3 separate regions of the Homo sapiens genome follow, and all the other regions are linked to region 3. A link is a loop called in an ENCODE intact Hi-C map of the cell type or tissue named here. Cell type or tissue: heart right ventricle. All regions are shown on one strand. Each heading gives the region's core, and the rest is flanking DNA. Links, peaks and the distances in the headings are about the cores only. Region 1 holds the start of LOC105374186 (a long non-coding RNA gene). Region 2 overlaps LOC124906300 (a long non-coding RNA gene). Region 3 holds the start of B3GALNT1 (beta-1,3-N-acetylgalactosaminyltransferase 1 (Globoside blood group)).

What was found. A loop is a pair of places that touch in the nucleus more often than their neighbours do. Peaks named below come from ENCODE experiments on the same cell type or tissue, not always from the same donor. Only the 100,000 strongest peaks of a DNase experiment are listed, where the experiment ranks them.
Region 1: a loop joins it to region 3, with 2.6 times the contacts of the local background. A loop is called at or near these places in 13 of 110 quality-filtered maps.
Region 2: a loop joins it to region 3, with 1.8 times the contacts of the local background. A loop is called at or near these places in 13 of 110 quality-filtered maps.

The regions. Positions count from the first base shown.
Region 1 is chr3:161,178,183-161,188,744 of GRCh38, forward strand. All of the region lies in intron 1 of LOC124906300 (a long non-coding RNA gene), which reads left to right. It overlaps LOC105374186 (a long non-coding RNA gene), which reads right to left and starts at 7,786. Exons shown (of 5, transcript XR_007096149.1): 1 at 3,800-7,786; 2 at 3,625-3,709; 3 at 3,404-3,486; 4 at 841-950. In heart right ventricle, for the core only: no CTCF peak of the experiment used is centred there; a DNase peak (open chromatin) is centred at 3,314; H3K27ac peaks cover 617 bases.
Region 2 is chr3:161,166,334-161,174,978 of GRCh38, forward strand. The region is part of intron 1 of LOC124906300 (a long non-coding RNA gene); the gene reads left to right. It overlaps LOC105374186 (a long non-coding RNA gene), which reads right to left. Exons shown (of 5, transcript XR_007096149.1): 5 at 7,155-7,235. Among named protein-coding and RNA genes, the nearest start is that of NMD3, 51 kb to the right of the region's middle. In heart right ventricle, for the core only: a CTCF peak has its summit at 5,536 (motif pointing left); a DNase peak (open chromatin) is centred at 4,988; H3K27ac peaks cover 1,669 bases.
Region 3 is chr3:161,100,700-161,108,699 of GRCh38, forward strand. B3GALNT1 (beta-1,3-N-acetylgalactosaminyltransferase 1 (Globoside blood group)) reads right to left here and starts at 4,650. Exons shown (of 5, transcript NM_003781.4): 1 at 4,536-4,650; 2 at 3,620-3,707; 3 at 2,728-2,818; 4 at 440-534. It overlaps LOC124909453 (a long non-coding RNA gene), which reads left to right and starts at 3,982. Exons shown (of 2, transcript XR_007096147.1): 1 at 3,982-4,186; 2 at 5,872-8,000. RefSeq lists silencers at 4,205-4,454, 4,465-4,554. In heart right ventricle, for the core only: a CTCF peak has its summit at 4,500; DNase peaks (open chromatin) are centred at 4,092 and 4,352; H3K4me3 peaks cover 3,146 bases; H3K27ac peaks cover 5,301 bases.

The DNA of each region.
Region 1 (10,562 bases), core at 1-8,000, 77 kb after region 3:
AAGGGTCAGCAAAGCTGGGGATCTGTCCCATCACGTCAGCTAGGTCTGCAATTGGAGGGTCTAAAATAAATGTGCTCTACTTCTAACCTTTACTCCTTTTGCTTTCACAATGTTTATTACTTTATTCAGCATGACTGCTCATGTGAAATGTGTCTATTGTCTTTTAACCACAATCTCAGGAATATCATAAATACAGAATTACATAGCAGGAGATATTTTTTGAATGTTGGAAAATGAGAGAAGACATTTTTAGCCTCTTCCAGGTCAATTCACTTTCTGTTATTCTACCATATATATTGTTCTTATAGCTACTATTTTGGATCCCATTAATTTCTGGCGATTGAAAAGCCTGAAATAGGGTACCTTGTTTTTCTGATAAAATCTGTTGGGTAAGATTTATTTCATCCTAAATTTTGACTCATAAAATATACTTTTGCAATTAAAATAGCAAAGAGGATGATTGCATTAATTGTATACATTAGTCATTGTATAAGATTTAATTTAAAAACTTATTAAGTGACCATATTTTCTGGGACTGCTATTGGTGATAAATGTTGAGCAAGACCCTAAATTAGTTAAGTCAATCCAAGTGAAGACAATGGAACATTAATAATATTTCATTTTTTACAGTATAATAAAAATTAATGTTTTTTGTCTCTTTTAGGTATATTAAAATAATGAATATTTTTCATTAGCCTATTAATAAAAATTAACACATTAATTAATATTAGCCATTCTTCAAAGAAAGTAATTGGGATATTTTATAAAAAAAGCAATATTCAGCAATTTCTGTACAGATTTTGACCCTCTGCATATTATGTATTCAGTAAGGTTGAATACCTGAAAATGATGAGTCCATTGTCATATTCCTTTTGTCTTCTGAGAGTTGTGAGGTAATTGTGAAGTACCTTCTATTAATCCAATCCTTTTGCGTATGTCAACTATAAACTCTGGGCAAAAGTGAACAATTACCTGAAAGCACTGGAGACTAGAAGCAGGAAGAATCTGGGTCTACAATTGGGAGAAGAACATTTCACTGAAGAAGTTTCCCATTTTTAAAGCCTTGTAGCTTGAGGACAAGGCCCAGGAAGGGTAGCCAAGAACCCTGTGCACAGAAACCCACACTTTTACTGGCTTTAAGAACCAGAGGATGGGCCAGGCACCATGGCTCATGCCTGTAATCCTAGCACTTTGGGAGGCCAAGGTGTGAGGATCACCTGAGGTCAGGAGTTCAAGACCAGCCTGGCCAACATGGTGAAACCCCATCTCTACTAAAAATACAAAAAAAAAAAAAAATAGCTGTACATTGTGGTGTGTGCTTGTAATCCCAGCTACCTAAGAGGCTGAGGCAGGAGAATCACTGGAACCTGGGAGGCAGAGTCTACAGTGAGCCAAGATTGTGCCACTGCGCTCCAGCCTAGGTGACAGAGCAAAACTCTGTCTCAAAAAAAAAAAAAAAAAAAAAAAAACAGGATGGAGTTGGGAGTGGCTAAAACAGCTGGAAAGTAAAGATGGAAATTCTGGAAATGAGAGAGCTAGAGAGGGGGAGGTCCAAATCCTCTATATAAACTCTGCCCAAATTGCTAGATGAATCCTAAGCCATAAATATATATAAGGAAAGGCTCTAAGCAGCCAAGGTAAGGCTAAAATCACTAAGTAATGATTTCAGGTGTCCACCTGCTGCAGAGGAGACAAAATTGGAAGTTTTCTTCCATCCAAGTAAACTGCCTTCTAAAACAACAAGAAAGATCAACACTTTTCAGAGGAATAGGACCAGAACTGGGTTATATGGCTATGCTGTAAGTGCAATTGAGCTAGGAAGGTGATAATTTGCCATTTTCCATCTCTGTAATGGGGAAGAGCCTCTGCCAGAAAGAAAGCAGAGAGTCAGAAAGCAAGTAGATTATCTAAAGAGTTTGCAACATTAGGCAAATTGATAGTCTGTTTGGGGCAAGAGGTACTTGTCTGCTGAGTTGGACTAGGAACCAAAGTTTTAACTTGCAATCTGGTATTTATCCCTGCTGTATATTTTAATAAATTTTATTGTAAAATATGTCAGACAAAAATTGATATTATGAGTCCCCATTACTTGCCTTTGTGAACCCTGAAAATCGGAGACAGGTCTCAATTTAGAAAGTTTATTTGAGGACGCATGCCCATGACACAGCCTCAGGAGGTCCTGATGACATGTGCCCAAGGGGGTCAGAACACGGTTTGGTTTTATACTTGTAGGGAGACATGAGACATCAATGAACATATGCAAGATGAGCAATGTCTCAGTCTAGAAAGGTGGGACAACTCAAAGCAAAGGTGGGAAGACTCAAAGTGGGGAGGGGGCTTCCAGGTAATAGGTAGATAAGAGACAAATGGTTGCATTCTTTTGAGTTCCTAGTCTCTCCAAAGAAGGCAATTAGATATGCATTTATCTCAGTGAGCAGAGGAGTGACTTTGACTAGAATGGGAATCAGGTTTTCCCTAAGCAGTTCCCAGCTTGACTTTTCCCTTTAGCTAAGTGATTTTGGGGATCCAAGGTATTTTCCTTTCACAATTTCCCCATTTTATTTTTAAAAATCTTTTGGAGAAAGCATTTTAGAAGAAAATGAGTCTCTCTGATCTCAGGTTTTGTCTGATCTCTCATGGTTAGGATGGTTTATTCCTAGATGCATAGGTCTCAAGTTATTAGGAAAGCTCATTTTTAGAAGGTTGTGAAGTCTCAAGTCCTATGAAGAGAAAGTAGGGGGAGAAAAGGAGAAAAACAACAACAAACAAAAGAAGAATCCTGGAAAACTGATACAGACCACATTACTCTGAAATTCATACATCAGTAGGCAGGTATGAAAGTGCCTTATGTATGTAAACAGGTTGCTGTTATTCTGAAGTTTAAGTTGTCTAGCTTTAGTTTGCAGGGCTTTATGAAAGCACAGCTTAGTTTCTGGTGACTCCAAATTAGGAAAAATAGGGAAACGAAGAAAAAAATTGAAAACATTATTTTGAAGACTTATAGCCAAGAAAAATTAGAATTCCATCCAAACTGTAGAAATTAATAAAAATGGAAAAACACTAGGGAAGACTAGAATTTAACAACAGGTGTACTATACTTTTTGAGCCATAAATTTTCTCTCTCTAGTTTCCATTTTTACTAAAGACAAATCATGATAGCACTGGTTTGCTTTATTATACCTGGCCTGACTATTTGCAGGAGGAATAATACTTTTTAACACAGGCTTTTAAATTGGCTTTGATGGAACTTTGTTCCATAGAAGGAATCTCAGATAAGACTTTTTTAAAGCCGAGCCCAGCCATGGATTTGTGCCATCAAAGGCCTATGAGTTGGCCAAATCCCTCTCCTCTTGAGCTTCCAAGATAAACTTAGGCCTGTCAGAAAGTGACATTCTTTACTTACCACAGGTCAGGAACTCTGTAGACAAAGGTATGAGGCCAGTTTTTCCAAGGGGCTTTGATTGGCTCCATAAGTCAGTTTGATTCCTTAAAGGAAAGCACACCATTCTAGTCAAAGCCTTGGTAAAATAACCAGTTTCTCCAACTGGGTCCTGTTACAAATGAAAACAGATTCTTATTGCACTTATGCAAATAACTGTATTGTCATAAGTTAAAAATACTCACAAATAGTTTCCAAATTCTGTGGAAATCAGAGAGAAACAAATATGATCCAAATGTTGTTCATAGGAGTATACTCATTCATTAAAAGCTGTAAATAGGTTAAAATAAAAGTTTTCTCGGCTCTGAAAAACAAAACAAAGTATCACCAATGTTTTAAGTAAAAAGTTAAAAAGATTACTTTGGACTTCTGTTAGTTTAGTCCATGCAGTTAATTCCTGTTCTATTTGACATTCATGAACATTTCAGCTCTCCATGAGTCCTGAAAGTTTTCTTTTATCCTGATGTCACAATCTCCAAAGTTATCAGAAACCTGCATTAAAAAGCACCTGTTAGCATTTTATAGCTGATTATAAAACCGATCAAACCAAGATAACAATTGTCCATGGATGGCAAAAAGTTTTAGGGCAGCTATAGTCAAAGGCACTTTGACAAGGAAATTTGTTACCTCTGTGGCATACAATAATGTAACATAACAATTATAATTATTACTGATAACATATATTAAGTCATATCAGAATTATAGGAGTTTCCCATAATTTTGGAACACATACCAATAACATATTTATACAAATACAGCCCAAAGAAAACCAAACACCATTTCATATTTGACAATGCTTCCTGTATAATTTTTATACCAAATAAGGCAAATATGTCATTTTTGGACTTTAGGGAACCTGTTACTAATATCTTAAAGGATTAATTAGGTCAGAAAAAGACATGATTTATAATTTGATTTTGGAAGGTTTGTCAAATATCAAAGGTTTAAAACGTGTGATATTACAAAATCAGATCACAGGTCATTGTAAAATAAGTCATTCATTTAAGCAAAGTGATCTCAGCTATAGACTAGCTGAAATTCAAGAAATGAACCTGTTTTTGCTACAGAATACCTGAAGGGCTCAAGTATGAATGACACCATGGATTAAAACATGGCACTGAAACCAGAGGGATCTGCTAGTATACAAAGAGGTTAGACCCCTGTTTCCTCTCCTGTGCATCGGTGACTATCCCTAGTCAGGCAATCGTGGCTTATTTCTGGAGAGACTGAACCAGAGGAGTAGGTCTTAAACACACTGTAAGTGATAGAGAGTGAAGGTGAAATAAAGGGTTGCACGCAGGGGGATTAATGAAATTCTAAATACTGGACTAATACTGGACTTTGGGACCCCCAGATTCCTTTCTCTATCCCTTCCAGAGCACCAGTAGTTTGGTATGTTCTTCCTAGGTAAAAAGTTGAAAAACAAAAAATAATACTGAAAGGTTTTAGAGAAAATACCTCCATAGACTGACTTAAAAGGCTGATATATTACCAGATCATCCACTATTTGGCAAGTCCTGTCCACAGGCCAGAACTTATAAAATTTTAGAGCCTTTAACATGGAAAGATGGCCAAAGATCAACATATTCTTTAGGAATCATTTAACATATGAGAGATCAAAATAAACAAACAGAAAATAGGAACCCAGAGGAAGCAAAGACAACTTTAAAAAAATGCTATACTAAATATCCTCAGAGAATTAAAATATATAAGTATATTGTAGCCATTAAGCAAAAACAGGATAACTATGGGAAAGAAATAAAGAAATTTCTTGATCCAGCAATTCCATTTCTAGATATTTATCCAAAATATTTGAAATCAATATGTGGAAGAGATGTCTGCACTCCCATGCTTATTGCTGCACTTTTCACAGTAGCCAAAATATGAAATCAACCTAGGTGTCATCAATGGATGAATGGATTTTTTAAAATGTGATACATACATATATATATACATACATACATATATATATATGCACAATGGAATAATATTCAGCCATAAAAAATAATGAAATCTTGTCATTTGCAACAACATGAATAAACCTAGAGACACTATGTTAAGTGAAATAAACCGAGCATAGGACAAATACCACATTATCTCATTCATATGAGGAATTTTAAAAAATTGATGTCATAGAAGTAGGGAGTAGAATACTGGTTGCCAGAGGTTGGAGAAAGCAGAGCGGCAGGGGAGATAGAGATAAACGGTTGGTCAACAGGTACAAAGTAAGCTACACTTAGATAGGAGGAACAAGTTCTGTTGTTCTATTGCACAGTAGGACGACTATAGTTAGTGATAATGTATATTTCAAAATAGCTAGAAGAGAGGATTTTTAATGTTTTCACCACAATGAAATGATAATGTTTGAGGTGAGGAATTTGCTAATTACCCTGATTTGATCATTACACAATGTATACATGCATTGAAACAGTATACTCCTTAAGTACATATGATTGTTATGTCAATTAAAAACAAAATAAAACTAAAGAAGAAATTGCTAAGGGAGTAAATTCCAAATGTTCTCACCACAAAAATAAGTATTTGAGGTGATGGATATGACAATTAGCTGGATTCCATTATTCCACATTGTATTCATAAATCATAACATCCTGTACCCCATAAATATATACAATTATAATTTGTCAATTTACAATTTAAAATAAAAATTAAAAAAGAATTGATGTTTCTGTAAATAAATTAGTTAATTCAAAACATTTTTAAAATTTTTTCTAGTCATTTAAATATGTTAAATGTTACTGAAATTAAAAATTTAAATAGAGTTGGAAGTTGAGGAAGTTTAGGAAATAAAAAACATAAAGAGATAAAAGACAGGAGAAACTATTAACAAAAAGAAGAGGAGATTAAGTCTAAGAGGCTCACTTTGTAACTAATAGAAGATTTAGAGAAGGCCACAGAGAGAACTGAGGGGAGGAAACTACCAAAAATTAATTGAAGAAAATCTCCCAGAATGGAAGAATATTAGTCTTCAGATTGAAAGTACCAACAGAGTCCATGCGAAAAGTTGAGAAAATGCCCACACCAAGTTACCTTGTTGTGAAATCTTGGAACGCTAGAGATAAAGAGAATCTTTTTTTAAGTTTGTGGAGAAAAAGGAGAGAGAGGCATGGAAGTGGGTGAAGGGAGATGAAGAAAACAGTACACATTGAAAGAAGAGGAAAAGAAGACGATCACAGTGACGTCAGGCTTTTTAACATTATCATTGCAAGCTAGAAGAAATGAGAAAATGCCTTCAAAATTCTGGAAAGTAATATTCAATCCAAACCAACATGCAGTGAATGACATCCCCTAGAGCTTTTCGGTTTTGGTTCGCATTTTTAAAACACTTTGAATAAAAATGACCCCCTAGGGTTTTGCAGTGCATAATCTTTACAACCATATGCGGCAACTCTACTCAATTCAGTCAAATTTGCAGTCACATTTGAAGACAGAATACAGACATAGAAGGACTCAAAATGTACACATCCATTCTTTTCTCAGGAAGGATATGCTCTAGAAAAGTGAACAGATAATCCAAAAACCAAAAAAAAAAAAAAAGGGAAAAACCTGGAATATAAGAAATGGGTAATTCTGCCACCAAAGGTATGTGGGTTTCCTATAACAATTCTCTATTCAATTCTTCAACACCAATTAAGTGTCCCCAAATTTAATTCAATTCTGACACTAAGTCCTGGAGTTAGTATCAGAGCCCACAGGTTAAGGGCCCGGTCCCACAAGACTGCCACTCAGAAACAGCCAAATAGAAGAGGTGTACAGGGCTAGCTGTAGGGGTGGTATAAAGCCTCCATGCCCTCTCCAGGTGCCCACTCTCCCAGCACATCAATATGTTCACCAATCTGGAAACTCATGGAATCTTGTTGTTCAAGAGTTTTTATAAAGCTCAATCTCCACCCCACCCCCACACCCCAGAGGTCAGTGAGTGGGGCTGAAAATTCCAACCTTCTAATCACTTGATCTTTCTGGTGATCAGTTCCATCCTGAAGCTATCTAGGGGTCCTACCCTTAGTCATCTGATTAGCGTAAATTCAGGTGTGATCAAAAGGGTCTTTCATGCCTGTAATCTCAGCACTTTGGGAGGATTGATTGAGGCCAGGAGTTTGAGACCAACCTGGGCAACAGAGCACAACCCTGTCTGCAACAAAATTTTTTTTTTAAGTAGCTGAGCATGATGGTATGTGCTTGCAGTTTCATCTACTCAGGAAGCTGAGGTAGGAGGATGGCTTGAACCCAGCAGTTTAAGACTGTAGTGAGCTATGATTTATGCCACTGCACTCTCCAGCCTGGGCGATACAGTGAAATCCCATCTCTTAAAATTAAAAAAAAAAAAAAGCCAAGCATGGTGGCTCACGCCTGTAATCCCAGCACTTTGGGAGGCCGAGGTGGGAGGATCACAAGATCAGGAGATTGAGACCATCCCGGCTAACATGGTGAAACCCTGTCTCTACTGAAAATACAAAAAAATTAGCCAAGCGTGGTGGCAGGTGCCTGTAATCCCAGCTACTCGGGAAGCTGAGGCAGGAGAATCTCTTGAACCCGGGAGGTGGAGGTTGCAGTGAGCTGAGATCACGCCATTGCACTCCAGCCTGGGTGACAGAGTGAGACTCCATCTCAAAAAAATAAATAAAAAATAAAAATAAATACAAACAAAAATTAAAAAATGGAAAGCTTGCTATGAATAATAAGAAAAGACATGCCCACTGATTTTGTATCCTGAGACTTTGCTGAAGCTGCTCATTGGCTTTAAAAGATTTTAGGCTGAGATGATGGGGTTTTCTAAATATAGAATATGTCCTCTGCAAACAGACAATTTGACTTCCTCTCTTCCTATTTGAATACACTTTACTTCTTTCTCTTGTCTGATTGTGCTGGCCAGAACTTCCAATACTATGTTGAATAGGAGTAGTGAGAGTGGTGGGCATCTTTTTCTTGTACTGGTTTTCAAAGGGAATATTTCCACCTATAAAGACATATGCACACATATGTTTATTGCAGCACTATTTACAATAGCAAAGTCATGGAACCAACCCAAATGTCCATCAATGACAGACTGGATAAAGAAAATGTGGTACATGTACACCATGGAATACTAGTCGGCCATAAAAAGAAATGAGATCATGTCCTTTGCAGGAACATGGATGAAGCTGGAAGCCATCATCCTCAGCGAACTAACACAGGAACAGAAAACCAAACACCACATGTTCTCACTCATAAGTGGGAGTTGAACAATGAGAATACATGGACACAGGGAGGGGAACAACACACACCAGGGCCTGTTGGGGGCTGGGGGGCGAGGAGAAGGAACTTAGAGGACTGGTCAATAGGTGCAGCAACCCATCATGGCACACGCATACCTATGTAACAAACCTGCATGTTCTGCACATGTATCCCGGAACTTGAAGTAAAATTAAAAAAAAAAAAAAAAAAGACATGCCTATCACTCAGGAAATTACAAGGGGTTTAGAAGTTCTGTGCCAGGAACCAGGGACAAAGACTAACTATTTATTTTTTATGATGCTGCTGTAATCTAACACAAAACATGGTTTTAGAAAGTCTGAGGATGATGACAAAGGGATCCCAGAGTGACAGTTATGCAGCAGGCTGGAAAGCAGCCAGCCCAGATCAGAATAAGGATATGTAGGCCTCGGGGATGAGGAGAGGGGTGAAGGGAGATGGAATTGGTAAATTATCTGCTTTGTATGACCATTTGGAAAATAATAGCAATAGGTATTTGACACATATGATGGAGCATTTAGAAAACATTAACAATAGATTCATAAAAAACAAAAAATAAAAGGAAAACGAAACAGTTATTCACTACAGGAGAAAAAAGGCTATTCAAAAAAAGAAACATAATCATAGAAACGTACTTGGCCCTGTAGTGAACAGTATTTACACTATCATAGTAGTAACCGAATTTTCATTTAATTAGAAATTGTGCTATCATAACTATATTAAAGGGAGGGGTGAGAAAAAGTATGCAGGAGGGAGATGTAAGAGAGTGATAATCTTATCCTCCATTGACAGATAATGTCTAGTTAAAAATAGTATTTGGCAATACAGCTTATTAGCAACATGACATATTATTTGATTTTTTAAATGGTATCCACATCTTACATTGATTAAACTAATTTTTTTATTTTTAAATTTTATTTTTATTTTTTTTCCCACTGTGAGAAATAAATTTTGTTTTTAGAGACAGGGTCTGGCTCTGTGGTCCAGGCTGGCGTGCAGTGGCGCAATAACTGCTCACTCCAGCCTCCAAACTCCTGGGCTTGAGCAATCCTCCCACCTAGGACTAGGATTAGGACTACAGGTGTGAATTATCATGCCCAGCTAATTAAAATTTTTTTTTAGAGGTGGTGTCTCATGTTGCCCAGGCTGGTTTTGAACTCCTGGCCTCAAGTGATCCTCCTTCCTAGTCCTCCCAGAGCATTGGGATTACAGGTATGAGCCACTACACCTGGTCGCTAAAATAAAATTTGTTTACAAAAATAAAAAATAATCCAACAAAAGATGATAAAGCTCAGGTGTAAGCCACTGTCAAGTACGGATAGAAAGAAAGTTGAAATTTGCTGGAGACTTTCCGGGTAGAATGGGTACAAATTAATATTTGTAAATTATCAAATTACTTACATCATAAGATCATGAGCTCTGCAGATCTGCATAATTTGACTGGAATTTCTATTATCCCTGCTAATCTTTGGTCAATGGTTTTCCCATGTAAGAACAAAATGGAAACAATAATATATACCATAATCCAAGTAATATATCTGCTTGGTATTTTCCAAACATTTCCAAATACCATGCATACACACCTTTCCTCTATATACTGATTACTTAATAATGTCTTATTAAGACATTATTTTTTTTACTTCTCCCTCCTTGAACTTATTAAAATTTTAAGTAGTTTTCATTCATAACTAGAACCTCAGAAAGATTTTTAACCTTATTTTCAACTGGATTATTGACAAAAACTTTTGACAAATGTGTCTAATTTCTATATCAAAGAGATAATCAGCAATGCTATGTTTCTCCTTGTTAGTGTGTCAGAAATTTGTATTTTTTGTTATTAGTAGGATTGGGGGAGCTATTTATCTTATTTTTC
Region 2 (8,645 bases), core at 646-8,645, 66 kb after region 3:
CAGGCAGAGACTGAGTTAAATTTTGAAAGGCAGTCTAATTAGTTTGGTTTGGACTATGTTTACAAGATTAAAATAAAATGTGGCTTTTTCTTCTTACCTATTGGGTCAGGAGCTTATTAATAAGATCAAATCAATCACAAAGAAATTTTTAAAGCCTTCTTTTCATTGCACACCTGACCATAAAATGAGTACATTTGTGACTACACTGTTTAAGCTTATTTTGCCATTAATAAATAATGTGTGTTCATTAAGGAGAATGTGCAAAGTTTAAAAATAAAAGGAAAATATCACTTGTTAATGACACCTAAACACAATTGGTGTATTTTTATATATTTCCTTCCAGTGTTTTTTCTGTGAGTACATTTTCATTACATAATCAAAATCATATTATAAATGTGGGATTTTATTTCTTTTTTATTTAATATTATATCAAAGCACTTTTTGACCTCTAGACATATAATGTAAATGAGTGTATATTATTCTATGAATATTTCATTGCATAATGTCCCAGAACTTACTTAACTGATCTTTTGTGTTTTTGTTTTTGTTTTTGTTTTTGTTTTTGAGACACAGTCTCACTCTGTTGTCCATGCTGGAGTACAGTGGCCCAGTCTTGGCTCACTGCAACCTCCTCCTCCCAGGTTCAAGTGATACTCGTGCCTCAGCCTCTAGAGGAGCTGGGACTACAGGCATGTGCCACCACGCCAAGCTAATTTTTTTTTTTTAAATGGTAGAGACAGGGTTTCACCATGTTGGCCAGGCTGGTCTCCAACTCCTGGCCTCAAGTGATCCACCTGCCTCGGCCTCCCAAAGTGGTAGAATTACAGGCGTGAGCCACTGCGCCCACTACTTAACTGATCTTTTAATACTGTATCATATTCATTAAAGAAGAGGAAAAAGTAAAAAATATGTTTAGGGTGAAACATATACTGTATCTAAAAAGGACAGAATAATTTTGGTTACTTTTTATCCCATACAGATCCTTTCCCTAAATTATACCAAATTTATAATGAATCAAGTTGCAATATTGGCCCAAAGCACCTAATGAGCTCTAGAAGTAAAAAGTATTACATGCTTCAGCAACCCAGACCTTATCCATCTGACCAGTTTTGACAAAGTCAGATCAAATGGGTAAGGGGAGAGTTAGCTAAATGAGGGAAATATCATTATCCAGCTTACACAACCATGGATGTTCCACTCATTCTTATATCCAGCTTCCTGGGCATCAGTGGACTGAATGTCAGCTCAGCTTTGGTTGTGTAAAACTGGCCAGGTCAGTACTATAACCTTTCAGACTAACAAACCCAGTAAGGGTTTGGAAAGACTGAAGAATGCTGGAACATTCTCTCTTTATTTTTTATTTTTCATCTTAAAGTACATACAGTCTACCCAGATTGCTTCCATAAGGGAATTCCATAAGGAGATTATACACATACACACACACACACAAACACACACACTCAGTTACAAAATGAATAACATTTCTTAATTTCTTATATAACATCAACTCTTTCAATCTGTACTAGCATCAAATTTCTTGGCTAATTTTCCCCACCAGACATGAAACTGAGTGGAGAAAAGAGAACATTTTCTATTTTTTTGGTCTTAAATGACCTAGACTCTGCATCTCACTCTGCTCTGCATAATTAGCCACACAAATGGGCATATGAAAAATAAAATTGCAAAAGCAAAGAATAGGAATATATTATTTAATTTCTGGTCATGTGTGTACATTTAATTGCGCATACAAGAAGATAATCATTATAAAGTACAACTTGTACAGTATGTCCTTAAAACTTTTTTCTAGTAACATAGCCTATATGTTGTATACAAGCTAAATTAAAGTATTTCTTGTTTCAGTACTGACTACTATAAAATTTATTTATTCCAATTCAGGAAAGGATTTCAAAATGGAAGTGTCGAAAAAATGCCCACATTTTCCTATAGGTCAATTCTGATCCAGTATGCTGTGTTCAGTTATAACTGGAGCTGTACTTTGGTCTTAATAAGGTCAGCAAAGACAGAATTCTATACATCTTAATGAAATCTCCTGCGAGTGGATTCAGTATATAGGATGGTGCTTCTAAATATTTTACATGTAGCTTTCCAGTAATGGTGTTCATTCTGTCAATCAATATCAAGTTAACCTCAAAATTACTGAAAATCTGGAATAAGATATAAAATATTGAATTACTCATTTTTAATAGCATAGGTAATAAATGTATGTTGCTCTGGAGAAGTAACTGTTGATTTTTTTCATGTAAAATTTATGAGACATTTTGAAATAGTGGGGAAAGTTCAGTCCTCTCCTCCGTACTGGAGGATAAGTTCAGTGGGAACAACCAGAAGCCCTCATGCATGAGACATTGGTGTGTTGTATTCTGGAGGCATGGTCCACCCATTTCTTGTATTGCAGAGGCTACTCAGTCCCAATTCAACTTGAGGAAATTCTATTCAATGTAATGTTGTTTAACACTTCAATTTAATAAACATTTAATGAGCAAAGCACAATGCTAGGTGTATTAAGAAGAGATTCCTTAGTTGCAAGGAATGACAGTTCTAGCATCAGTTTGCTTATGTGAAGGGCAATGGTACAGAGAAGTCTCATTGAACCTATGGCAGGAAGACAGGCAGGCCTCATGGGAACTGGAGAGCTGTCAAACATTCTCTTCCTTCCTGTCCCCTGACCTACACAGCCTCTTCTTCTGCTTCTGTTATTCTCTTTGACTACATGGCATTTGATCTGCCATATTTCTGCTTCATTCTGCTTTCTGTAAGCCTCCTCCTCTGCTCTTTTACCAAATCTGGCTCCTAGGTTTCAGTCTTATAGAAGGAACCTGTGAGTGTGTGTGTGTGTGTGTGTGTGTATACACATATATAATTTTTTACTTGCTGATGTTTTCTTGTGAAAAACATAATTTTAGCACAAGACAGATTGTGACAACAGGTACAAAAAATAAGTGCTACTGGAGTATGGAGGAGGGATAGATTGAGGTAAGGGTCTAGGAAAACTTCTGTGGTTGGAAGATACTCAAAATGTCAGAAATACTTTGAATGGTGGCCTACAGATGAGTGTAGAATGAAGTCCAATGTTTATGGCGACTAGGGATCATACGTGTTACAAAGATAGGTATGACTTGAGAGGCAGCTTCTTCAACAATGGAAAATCATCAGAGGTTTTTAATGAGGTGAGTCACATGATCAAATCTGTGCTTCATGAAGATGCTTAGGGCATTCTAGTTGGATGAATTGGATGTGGTGAAGGGGCTGGAGCTCCTATCCTCCTTCAGAAGCAAGGCAGATCAGTGAATCCGCATAAGGGTATTAATGGTCTGAATTAGGAGAAAAGCCATGAAAATGAGTGGACACAAATAACCATTATATTTAACAAAGATAGTATAGCTTTGCTGTGGAATGTGTGAATAATAATCAGAGTTTAAAATGTTGGCAAAATGTTAAATACTTCTAGTAAAATGCAGCATGGTTTTTAAATAGTTAATTTTAAATAGTTAATTTTTAAGTGGAGGAAGGAAGAAGAATATGAAGATGGGGAAGTGTTAAGTTTGTTATTTTTAAAAATTTTTATTTTACTTTAAGTTCCGGGATACATGTGGCAGAACATGCAGGTTTGTTACATAGGTGAGCATGTACTATGGTGGTTTGCTGCACCTATCAACCTGTCACCTAGGTATTAAGCCCTACATGCATTCTGACGCTCTCCCTCCCCTCACCCCACCAACAAGCCCTGGTATGTGTTGTTCCCCTCCCTGTGTCCATGTGATCTCATTGTTCAGCTCCCACTTATGAGTGAGAACATGCAGTATTTGGTTTTCTGTTCCTGTGTTAGTTTGCTGAGGATGATGGCTTCCAGCTTCATGTCTCTGCAAAGGATATGATCCCATTCCTTTTTACGGCTCCATAGTATTCTATGGTGTATATGTACCACATTTTATTTATCCAGTCTATCATTGATAGGCATTTGGGTTGGTTCCATGTCTTTGCCTTTGCTATTGTGAATAGTGCTGCAATAAACATACATGTGCATGTATCTTTATAATAGAATGATTTATATTCCTTTGGGTGTATACCCAGTAATGGGATTGCTGGGTCAAGTTGGTTATTTTTAGTTTTTAAAAAAATGCTTTCTGTCAGCTCTGGAGGGCTGCTAGCCCACAGTCCAATAGTTAGGATGGATTCCTCTGCTAGGTCCAAGCTGTGTGTGATGGGGTGACACGGCTGGTCCCTCAGAGCAGGATGAGGAACAGTCCACTTAGGGATAGAGTTGGTGTGCAAAAAGAGGTGCTGTGTGGGTCCAGTGTAAGAGAAACAAATCTGAAATCTAGCATTGAAATGCTATTAAAAGAAGAGGCCCCATGGACTACTGTTTGGAAAATTCCATAAAACAATAGGGTCCCAGTTCTCTAGAAGATGGTGAAGACAGAAATTGGACTCAAGGGATGCTGAAAGGGGATTATGATATAGAGAAAGACAGTCCTATAAATCTGGAAATTGTTTTGTACAATTGTCATCTCCTGGATGATCTGGTCATGACCATCAGCCCCATTCACAGTCATGGAATATGTTCTTAGTGAGCCGTTACCAATTGCAAAGCACTGTTACAAACACCAAGGGGCCTACCATGCCACTGAAGGAGAAGGAGCTAACATTTTTTGAGGATCTCCTATATTCAAGGTACATTACTAGAGACCATGCAAATGTTATTTGATTTAATTTTTTTTAACATCTACAACTTTTTAAGCTTGGTCACAATTAGTAGGACTTTTTCTCTGTCCAAGCACAGTATTGGCCACTTCCTTACTTTGTGACTCTTGAATAAATTGTTTTTCCCCAGACACACAAAGGGGGCAACTACTTTCCTCCAGAGGTCAATAGTTGAGATGAGGGACTTGCTCTGTTGGCAAATCTGAAATCTCACCCAGCCAAGCTTCTGACTCATCTTTCCTGTCCTCAGTGCCTCCTGATCTGTGAGCTCTTGGTTCTGGCCCATCCCCAGGCCAGTGAGCTCACTCTAAACTGTTGCTGCTGCTTCTCCTCAGATAGCTACGTCCTTCTAACCGGAGCCTACAATCTATTTGGGGAGCTTTGGCTTCTAAAACTTCCCCTTCCAATGCATGGGAAGCACTTTTCATCACAAAAGACAATAATTTTGAAAAAACTAATAAATAAATAAATAAATAAATCCTCTGAAACACAGAATTTAAAAATGAAAAAATTTGTCTACTTTGGGTAAATGCTTCTTTACCATTAAGAGAGATTGTGTCTTAGATCTCCTAAGGTTAACACAAAAGATTATAAAAACTATTAAGGATTTGGAGTCATTATGTTCATTACTGTTTTTTAAAATTACATTTTAATTTTAGCATTGAATGCTTTGCTGCTATGAAAGATAATAGGATTAATACTGGGAGGTAGGGTGACCAACAATCCCAGTTTGCCTAGGAGTGAGGAGTACCTTGGGATTTGGGAATTTTTGCACTAAAACCAGTACAGTTGGTCCCCCTAGTGGAAAGCATCTTGGTATAGTTGCTAAGACTGTAGATTCTAACACCTTCATTTAAGGCTTTGCTCTTCAATGTACTACCTATTTATCATAAGCAATGTACTACCTATTTATTACAAGCAAATTACCTATTTTTATGTCTCTATTTTCTCTTCTGTAAAATGAGGATAAAACAGTAACTACCCCCAAAGAGTTGTTGTGAAATTGAATGAGTTACTATATGGAAATGTAGTGTGGCAGGACCCCACCAGGTTAGTTAAAGGTTTATGTCTACTGCTTGAATCCTGAAGGCTAGGCAATGAGCCAAGGTCTTGGTGCTCAGCAGAAGGGCAGGTGTCCTTGAGAACCCAAACATCCTGGAGCATAGCTGGAAACATAATAGTGGACAAAGAGCCAGAAAATTAACTTAAAAGCAGTTTAGAGAAGAGCAGTGGGGTAGATCTTGTAGTTGTCCTGCTGCTGCCCAGGAATGCCCTGTGTGTAAGTCCTGATTAACTCATCTGCTTACCAAGCCGGACTTGTCCAAGTCATTCTTTGGTCTCTCAACTATTTCCCACCACCCCACCCCACCCCACCCCACCCCTCCCACCCCAGGTTTTTCTTGTAACACAACAGTACCGACAATGTAATGAACACCAAATAAATGCCAGCTGTCATTGCTAAGTCCTACCCCTTTTCCCTGATTGTATTTGTTTATATATTTTTTTACTACCCCAGCTTTTGATCCTTCATTTTACATTTACATAGATTCATTGTTTACTACTTGCCCTTCAACTATGTCTTTTCCAATACTGAGTTTTCCAATCTTTAAAAAAAAGTTTAAAAGTTGCTACATAATATTTTGCATATTTATAGGGTAATAAGATAATATGTGATATTTTGTTATATATATAGAATGTGTAATGATCAAGTCAGGGTATTTATTTGACATGTCTATCACTTTGAGTATTTATCATTTCTATGTGTTGGGAACAATTCAAGTCCTCTCTTCCAGCTACTTTGAAATACAGAATATATTGTTGTTAACTGTAGTCACTCTACTCTACTGTTGACAATGGAACTTAAACTTTTTATTGGTGTGTTTGTAACCATTAACCCACCTCTCTTCATTCCCCTTCCCACCCACCCACTTTTCCCAGCCTCTAGCATCTATCATATGAGATCAACTTTTTTTATGAGATCAACTTTTTTTTATGAGATCAACTTTTTTTAGCTCCCATATATGAGTGAGAACATGCAATATTTGTCTTTCTGTGTCTGGCTTATTTCACTTATAATAATCTCCAGTTCCATCCATGTTGCCACAAATGAGTTTTAAAATCTTGATTCATTTCTTGGCTGGCTGAGTTTTATAATCAATTAAACTTTTCACAGAGAGCTCATAGGTGCTTCTATTAGTGTGCTGTAGCTGCTATTTTAAAAATGCCATCAGGCGCGGTGGCTCACACCAGTAATCCCAGCACTCTGGGAAGCCATAGGTGGGCGGATCACCTGAGGTTAGGAGTTCAAGACCAGGCTGACCAACATGGTGAAACCCTTTCTCTACAAAAAATACAAAAATTGCCTGGGCTTGATGGCGGGTGCCTCTAATTCCAGCTACTCGGGAGGCTGAGGCAGGAGAGTTGCTTGAACGTGGGAGAATCGCTTGAATGCAGGAGGCAGAGGTTGCAGTGAGCCGAGGTCGCGCCATTGCAGTGACAGTGCGAGACTCCATCTAAGAAACAAAAACAAAAAAAGATTGGGTGGTTTAACAAAATTACTTTTCTGTTTTGGAGGCCAGAACTCGAGACCAACATGCCATAGAGTTGGGTTTCTGGAGAGGGCTCTCCTTCCGGCTTGAAGATGGCCACCTTCCTGTTATGTCCTCATATGGCCTTTCCTCTATGCCTCTGTGGAGAGAACACGTTCTGGTGTCTCTTCCTTTTCTTATAAGAACATTTATTCTATTGTATTAATCTCTCCTTTTGACCTCATTTAACCTTAATTACCTCCATAAAGGCCCTACCTCCAAATATAGTCACATTTCGGGTTAGGAGTTCAACATACAAATTTTGGGGAGACATAATCCAATTAATAATATTGCTGTATTTTATGAGTTCTCTAGTTTTTGAAAATGCCTGCTGCTTGACTTTATGACTGAATAATATCTTGCAGGCATATAATATTCTTGGATCCCTCTTTTTTTCAGCATTTGATGGATAGTGCTCCATTCATTTCTGTCATTGATGTTTTTCATGTCAAAGTCTGAGGCCATCCTGACTTTTTCTCTTATAAATGACTTGTTTTGCTTGAATTCCTGAATTCTTTTTAAATTTTTTCTTAGAATTTTTCTTTTTTTTCAGAGACAAGGTCTCACCTGGTTACTCAGGTGCAGTGGCATGATCATAGCTCACTGCAGCCTTAACCTCCTGGTCCCAAGTGATCCTCCTGCCTCAGTCTCCTGAGTAGCTAGGACTGCAGGCAAGCAACACCACACCTGGCAATTTTTTTAATTTTTGTAGTTCAATAACTTCACCACATTGTATCTTGACCTATGTCTTTGTTTTCTTATATAGAATGTATTCTATCAAACTACAGATTCAGGTTTTATGTTTTAGTAACATTTTACTTTCTTTTATTTCAAAATACTTTTCCTGTTCTGTTTGTTGACTTTTACCTCAGGGACATCAATTATTCTTATGTTGGGTCACCTTTGTTCTTCATTTTATCATGTTCTCTAAAATTGCTTTCATCCCTTTTCTTTTCTTTTCTTTCTTTTCTGCATCCAGCATTATATCCTTATAATTTTATTATTATATTTTTATATATCCTTATAATTTTATAATTATTATAATAATCTTTCTTTCACCTCACCTAGCAGAGAGTAGTAGTTGCATACCTGATAATAATTTCTCTCTTCTTCCTTACTAGTAGAACTCCATTTTTTTAGAGAGACAGGTTCTCTCTCTGTTATCCAGGCTGCGGCGCAGTGGCATAATCATAGCTCACTGTAGCTTCAAACTCCTAGTTAGTCTCAAGCAATCCTCCCACTTCAGCCTCCCAAGTAGCTAGGACTACAAGGTGCACACCATCATAGCCAGCTAATTTCAAAATTTCTTTTGTAGAGACAGGGTCTCGCTATGTT
Region 3 (8,000 bases), core at 1-8,000:
AAAGCAGCAGGACTTTAGAAGGAAAATTTAGCCGCAATTTTCTTTTTGCTTCTGCCCTATCTGCATATTCCAATAAGAACATAAAAATCACTCTTAATAATTTGCAATACATGTTAGGATTTTTAGCAGGGCTGTTTTTTTTTTTAAAGGCATAGTGAACTTCTGGGCACTATACAAGTTTATAGTGCTTCTAACTACAAATTACAAAGCACATTTCATGACACTGTAAAATCTGTGTTAACATCAATCCCATTTTCCAGGGAACAGTGCAGCCCAGGTAGAGGAAGACATGGAATCCAAACTCAAGCCCTTCAACTCCAAATGCCAAGCTCCTTCTGCCAGGGCACAGTGCCCCAGGAGAGACCAACCTCACATCTAATCTCACAGCCTCCTGAGATTCCTGGGCAGGGAGCAAAGAATGCAGCAGAAGCAGACACACCTTTACACTCGGGGTGAGTAGTCGGAGAGCACCACGTGATAGAGCAGCCAGCGGGAAGAGCCAACAGGTCAACCGGGTCCAGGGAGCTAAGAAAACTGGAGCAGAGCAAAGATCACAAAGTCAGGCAGAACAGCAGCAAGACTGCCCTGAAAGCTGGGCTTTCTGTGTCTGTTTTGTTACAAAGAGCTTTATCCACTGGAGGAAGAGTATCGGGGAGCTGCTGCAGTTAACATTTCTTCCCATTACTACCCTAAATTGAGAATATTACAGCTCTTTACTATTCTTCTTAGTTAAGCCATCAATTACCTTTGCTTTAGTCATCTGAGGGTATTTCATTCCTTCATTCAGTGTTCTGGACCTGTGTTAGAGGTTGGGGCAGCAGTGGGGAAGCAGACAGACAAGCCCTGTCCTCAAGTTGCCGACACTCAATGCAGAGCGTGGTGGAAGACTCACAACGACACATTTCACACCAAACATCATGAGTGAGGCCCACCTAGAGAACATGGGGGAGGCTTTCCAGCTCAAATGTTTCTAAACTAGTGACCAAAATCCACAGCAGGGAACTGAGTTTGCACTCTCAGAATGTGTTAGTGCCCAATAGAGGCATAAATTTAGAGCCTGTTATCAGTATGGAGAAGGGAACTATTTAATACTAAGAGATAAAACTGGACGGTAATTTTTTATCTTAGAAAGTGCGTAACTCCATTCTCAACGACAAAGTCTGTAACCAAAATAGCAGCCAAATACAATTCCAGATATGAGATATGGTTTGAGCCCTATGACATGCTGCAGGAATAGGTGGCTGCAGGCTTGTGAAATGTTTTAACAGGAGGACTTGTGTATTCTAACTTTTATGAGACTATTCAAAATGCACAGCTTGAGTTTAGCAGAAATCCATGTTCTATCCCAGAAGCGGGCAAACTTTTTTCCCCATAAAAGGCAGATAGTAAATATCTTCTTTGAGGGCCCTAGGGTCTGTCTCAGCTACTCCATTCTGCTTTTGCATAGAAAGTGGTAACTCCATTCTTGAAAACAAACTCTGGAAACAAAATAGCTAAATATAGTTCCAGATAACAGACACAGAAAGAGAAGCAACAGACAATGAGATCCTACCTACCTACCTGTGTTCAGAGTCAGAAATACATGGGGTGGGAAACCGATAACCTACTCTAGCTTTCTTTTAGTTCCTTAATGTCTCAGAGATTCAAGGAGTGCAGGTTATCTCCCCAGCCAAATCTCCCAACCTTCCAGCACTTGGGGCCCTACCCTACAGATGTTCTGTGGCTTCATCTTCCTTCCCCATGCTGATGCGCCCCCTACAAACTGCCGTATTTCTAGCTCATCCTCTCATCTTCCCCTAGCCTCTAATTCACAATATGCCAAAAGGACTGGTAACAAAAGCAAATCAGTATTTATAATATACAATTTTTTATTAGTATAAAAGCATTGTCCATAGTCCCAAGAGAGATGTTTGCCAAACAGCCTGCTGTTAAATGAACTGTAACTTTTGAATGTATCTGTTGTGCAAGGTCATTAAGAGTATCCTGTTTGATCCCACGTGCTTGACCCCATCCATGTGGCTATCTACCACACAGTGGGAGTTTACCCCATAGCGAGCAACCATGATCCATCCTGTTAAAAGCTTCTTTGGTCTGGACATGATATAGTTGTGAAAGGGACAAAGACATTTCCCAAAAGAGGGTTCTACCTGCATCATCCAATGGTGGATGGAACAAAGCTGGAGGCTGGGCACAAGAAGAAGAGACATCATCCATCCAAAGGGGAAAGAGAAAAAGTACTCAATGGAGCATTTTCTTAGGCATAAAGGGAATTGAGTCAGAACTTGAAGTTGAATATGACCCACCAAATTAACTTTTTATAGTTATTGGGTTTTCCTGAAGAACCATGGTATTTTAATAATTCAATTTTTTAGAAAATATATATATTATTAGAGCCGGGTGAGGTGGCACACACCTGAAGTCCTCGCTACTCTGCAGGCTTAGGTAGGAGGATCATTTGAGCCCAGGGGTTCCAGTCCAGCCTGGGAAACATAAAGTGGCCTTGTCTCTATTTTTCAAGCAAGAAAAAAGAAAAAAATATATTATCCAAAATGGCTTAGTAGAGCTTCACTCTTGAATTTCTTCAAATCCTCTGATGAAAGAATCGTACTAGAATATACAACAAACTTCGTGGCTGCATCAACGATACTTAAAACCTTGTAAAGGGCATTATTATGGGCATTTTTAACCAATTAGGATAATTTATAAGTTAAAAGTAGATGAACTTACCTGTGGAATTCCAGATGAAATTAAAGCTTAAGTTTTTTGTTGTTTTCTGTATTCCATGCTTAATTAAAACACTCAGATCTGTTGTGAACTACTGAACAGAAGAACAGAAAAAAATATATATGAGTCATAACATTAGGAATTATGACATCTAAAATCAATGTTGTATACTTAGCAAGTTGTTTTTGGAGCCATTTATTACATATCAACACTTTTTTCATTTTTGGAAAAGCCTTGATCCTCTCTTCTCGCTTTCAAATCACCTCATGCTCTAATCTGAAATTATACTTGGACACTGTTTTTTTGTTTTTTGTTTGTTTTGGAGATGGAGTCTCACTCTGTTGCCCAGGCTGGAGTGCAATGGCACAATCTCGGCTCACTGCAACCTCTGCCTCCCGGGTTCGAGCAATTCTCCTGCCTCAGCCCCCCGAGGAACTGGGATTTCAGGTGTGTGCCACCACACCCAGCTAATTTTGTATATTTAGTAGAGACGGGGTTTCACCACGTTGGCCAAGCCGATCTCGAACTCCCGACCTGAGGTGATCTGCCCGCCTCGGCCTCCCAAAGTGCTGGAATTACTGGCGTGAGCCACCGCGCCCGGCCTGGATGCTGTTTTGACAACAGTGTTTATTTTCAGGTCTGGAGTTATCCAATGGCCATTCATTTGAACGAACATTTTAGTCTATGAGGGGAAAAAAGTCATAGTCTCTTATCTGTTAGTAATAAACGATTCTGTTCTCCAGACTGATACGCGTTCAGTAATTTGTGCTTTTATCAGGCATCGACACATGCATACTAAGAGCACAAATTCAGCGCCCTTCTTTTGCTTAAGCCTCCTGGGAGAAGCTAAAAAACTTGTTCCCAGTTGAACACTGCAAACCCAAATTTTCCTTACCTCTGAAAACAGAAAAAAAGACATGGTTTGGCAATTTCTTCCTTGATAGCTTTTCCCACAACGCAGCCACCTCCTAAACGCAGGCAATCTGTGCAAAACGCAGAGGAAACAAAATCATGAAAGCCCTGCAAATCTCCCTCCTAAATCCAACATTAAGAAGGCGAACGGATACTGAATTCAAAGACTACCCGTACTTGAGGATGGCATCATTCCTTACTGCTTGGAAAAGTGAGACTCCGTTGCACCTCTAGGAATCTTTTTAAAACGCCCTGTATGTTCCTTAACACTGCCTGTAGGAATCCTGTAGCCCTAGCCCCGTGGGATTTCCTTCTCTCTCCGCCCGTTCTCCACATTCCCCACTTAGTTTCACATTCCTTCCCAATCCCTCCGACATCCCTGCGCCGGGGCCCTTCCCTAGCGCTCCGGGAAAGCGTTCGCCGCAGGCCTGTTAGGGGCCCACCAATACCGTAACACCGTTCCCGTCCTCTTCCTCGGCACCGCTGCAAACGCCCCGGGTCGCTACCCGGATTTGACGGTGGCTGGAGCGGCACGGGCGACGCAAGGCAGGTATTGCACCCTGGGGCAAGGCAAGGTGGACAACCAGCGGATGCGGCGCGGCCGCGGCCTGGGCCTGGGCCCTCCGCGTCGCCCACTGCCCCACTGGGCCCCTTCTCCCGCGCTCACCGGAGGCGGGCAGCTGCTCGTCACCGAGACCCGAGACCCACGGTGCGGCGGCTCAACCTGGGCCACGCTCCGCTCTAGAGGAGTGGGCGGTGCCTCCCGGCCTAGCTGCCGGGGTCTAGGCGTTTCCGAGGACGGCGCGTTCCGGGAAAGGCGGGTCCGGTGGCTATACCCTCCACCCAGTGGCAGGACTCAACCGCCTCGGAGACCCTGCAGGGCCGCCCTTCTCACTCACCTCCTGTGCTCGGCGCGCACCCAGCTCGGAAGCGGGAAGGTGGCCGGCGTTCTCTCCCTGCGCACACACGCAGCCTCCCCGCATCCGCACGCACGGCCGGGCGCGCGCAGACCACGCGCCAGGGCCGCGGCCGGAAGCCCCTGGCTGCACGCGCGGGCCCAGGCGGCCCCCAGCCCTGTGAGCTCGCATGGCGCGCCCTCTGGGTCCTCGCGGTCACCTTGCATTCCGAGCACGGCCGTGTTATGTATGCCTTTAGTTGATGCTGGCCAAAATTAGACAACTTAGTGGCAGACGTCGAGCTAGAATTTTTGTTTGAGATCCTTTTTCCCTGGTCGTCTTTCCAAACTGCGTGAGTGCATGGCCTCGAGGCGGCCCTGGAGGGATTTTCTTGTTAAACTTCATACAGAACTAATTAGGAAAGAGGAAATCTTAGGAGGAGTTCTTTGCTGTCTCAGAAGAAATGCCAGTTCTTCTTCCGGAATCGATGGGGAATGGAATGGGGGTAAGAGAGACACGTCAGGTTTCAATGGCCTGTGTATGGATGGGAGTCCCAGGGAGTTGCTTTTGTACACCTGAGCATAGCTGACCTAAACTCCCAGATCCATCTCCTCAAACTCCTTTTACCAAGATGTGCAGTATTGATTGTACTGGTCCTTTCCTCAAAATCAAGTGGGTCTGGATCATGTATTTAACCACTACCAAGCTCAGCCATGAGCACCACCCCTGATTGTAACCCACACATTTGCATCAAGACTAAACGTGGCCCACCATTTCTTTTTGTTTACTGACTCTTTGGCCTGACTGCTTCTTCCTTATAGCCTTTTTCTGCAAAATTACTTAGGATAGTTTGAAGGTTCTCTGAAAATAATAGGGGTGAATATAGAGATCAAAATGGATATACAACAAAAGTAAGTTTAGATAGTAGCAGTGTAAGTCAAGGACTTAGTTGACACTGCATAAATAATCAGATCTAAATTATAATAATCAGATCTAAATTATGGTTGAGATTGTTTTCCTGGTTCCAGCCTTGGCAGGTAGCTGTGTCCTTTGCAGAGGGTAAAGTGATTGCTGCCCTGCTGCACGCCTTTATCACAGCCATTCTTCACCCTACCTGGGCTGACAGTTCACCTCACTAAGTCAAGGAGGTCCATTAATAACAAAACCAGACAGGTTTCACTGCAGATAGATTAATATGCTGAAAAAATAGACCTCTTATTTGGAAGAATGCTTTAGGGCATTAATACTATATTTTACAAATTCCGTTTCTTAAAATTTTAGAAAAGTTGTATTTCAATACTCATTTTTAAAATGTTTTGAATGTCCTTTGAGTAACCAGCAGGTATATGTGCTCATAGCTGCCAAAACTTCCCTGGAATGCAAAGCAGAGCCATGGACAACAGATTGGGGTAAGAAATTCTCCTAAATGAAGTAAGTGAGACAAAAAGGCCCAAAACCTTTATGAGATTATTTCCTTTGAAGCAGTCTCCTTTTTCTTTGTGTAGCATTTATCAGCTTGTGATTGAGTCATCTATTGCTGCAGATCGAACTCTCCCAAAATATAGTTGCTTGCAAAAATGTCAATTTAATATTTCTCATAATTCTGAAGGTTGGTTATGTGGTTCCTCTCTGGTTTTGATTTGGCTCACTCGTATAGATACATTCAGCTGTAGCAGGGGTTGGCCAAGTTTTCTGTAAAACAGGATCAGATAGTAAATATTTTAGACTTTGTCTCTGTCACATATTCTTTTTTATTTAATTTTTATAAACTATTAAAAACCCAAAGCTATTCATAGCTCAAGGGCCATACAGAAGCAGGCTATGGCCTACAGGCTGTAGTTTGCTGATCCCTGAACTGGAGAATCAGCTAAGCTGAAAGTCCAAGGTGGCCTCACTCATGTGTCTGCTGTTGGCTCCATGTGGCCTCTTATCCTGCAGTAGGCTATGTTTTTGGTCTGTGGGCAACATCCAGAAGAGAGCAGGCAGAAGCTGTAAAATTTCTTAAGGCCTAGACTTGGGAGTCACACAAGATCATATATGCCAAATTCTACAAATCAAAGCAAATTGTGAGGCCTCTCCAAATCCAAGGGGCAGGCAAATAGTCTCTGCCTCTTGATGGAAGGAGCTGCAGATAATGTGGCCAGAACTAGCTAAACTAAGTGGCAGGAACCTTATTCTTGAAAGTAAATCATCAAACTTCAAATTTATGATATCTGATGGCAGCTATTGTTCTTACTCACTTCTCTCCCCAAACTACCCAAACCTGTTTATAATTCTGTGAGCACTCACTTGCCTCAGAACTTGTTTACAGATGTCTCTGCCATGAGATTATCAGCAACCTGAGGGAAGAGACAGGCCCTACCGCACTGCCTTGCTGTAATATATCTTCAATAGATATATATGGAATTTAGCTGAATAGCCTTACTGAGGTTTAAAGTCAGGTTATTTGCTTACTTCACAAAAGCAAAATAAATTTAAGTATCCTGCACTATCTACAAATTCCAGAAGAAAAGCACACATCAAAGAGTTATATGTCACACTCACATACCATCTGACCAATAAGATGGAAACCTTCCTAGCAATTTTCCGAACATATAATCAAGAGTTAGGAAGCCATATGCCTAATGATAAGTTTGAACTAGCAGTCACCTTTAAGGCTATATTACATTTTAACCTTAAATTTGTCTGCAGATGAAAATTGAAATGTAACAACAGTTCTTTCGTAATATGTGCTATATATGTTTCAAGGCAGATGTGGTTCTGGGCAGGGTTTCTAATCTACAGGAAATGCTTCTACTAATTGTTCAGTTGAATTTTTCAATATGTGCCTTCTCCAAAATCTGACTGTGACTGTCTTCTTCCACTTGATGGAAAGCTTTGACAATTTATTATGCTTAGAAGCAGCTGGGGTGTATTTCTAATTGATGATTTGTTATATTTCTTACTTGACTATCCACATCTTTCATTCTCTTCAGCATTTTCCTCCAGCACTTCCTGTCTTACTGAATTTGATATATGACACTGCCTTTGTGCAAATGTAGACAATATCTTCAGCCTTCTGCCTCTGTCCTTCAGATTACAAATACATGCGAGAGTCATGCTAGTAACACGTATGTGACACTTAAACATTAATACAGTATATTCACATACACTTTATCAGTTGATTATTAATACACCAATACTGTGGAGGTGGATACTGTCATTACTATCATTTGGCAGGTAGGGAAACTGGCGAACAAATGTCTCAGAGATACCTCAAACTTAACATGTCTAGGCCAACCTCAGTACCTTCCCATAAAATGTGCTTATTCTCCTGGATTCCTGATTTGTATAAAGCAGCTCCATTTATCACTCATCCAAGTTCAAATCTCACTTCATCCTTCTTTCTATTCCACATGTCCAGTCAGTCACCAAGTCCCTGTGGATTCTCTCTCTTTCTCCCTCTCCTCTCTGAGATGCCTGCAGCCA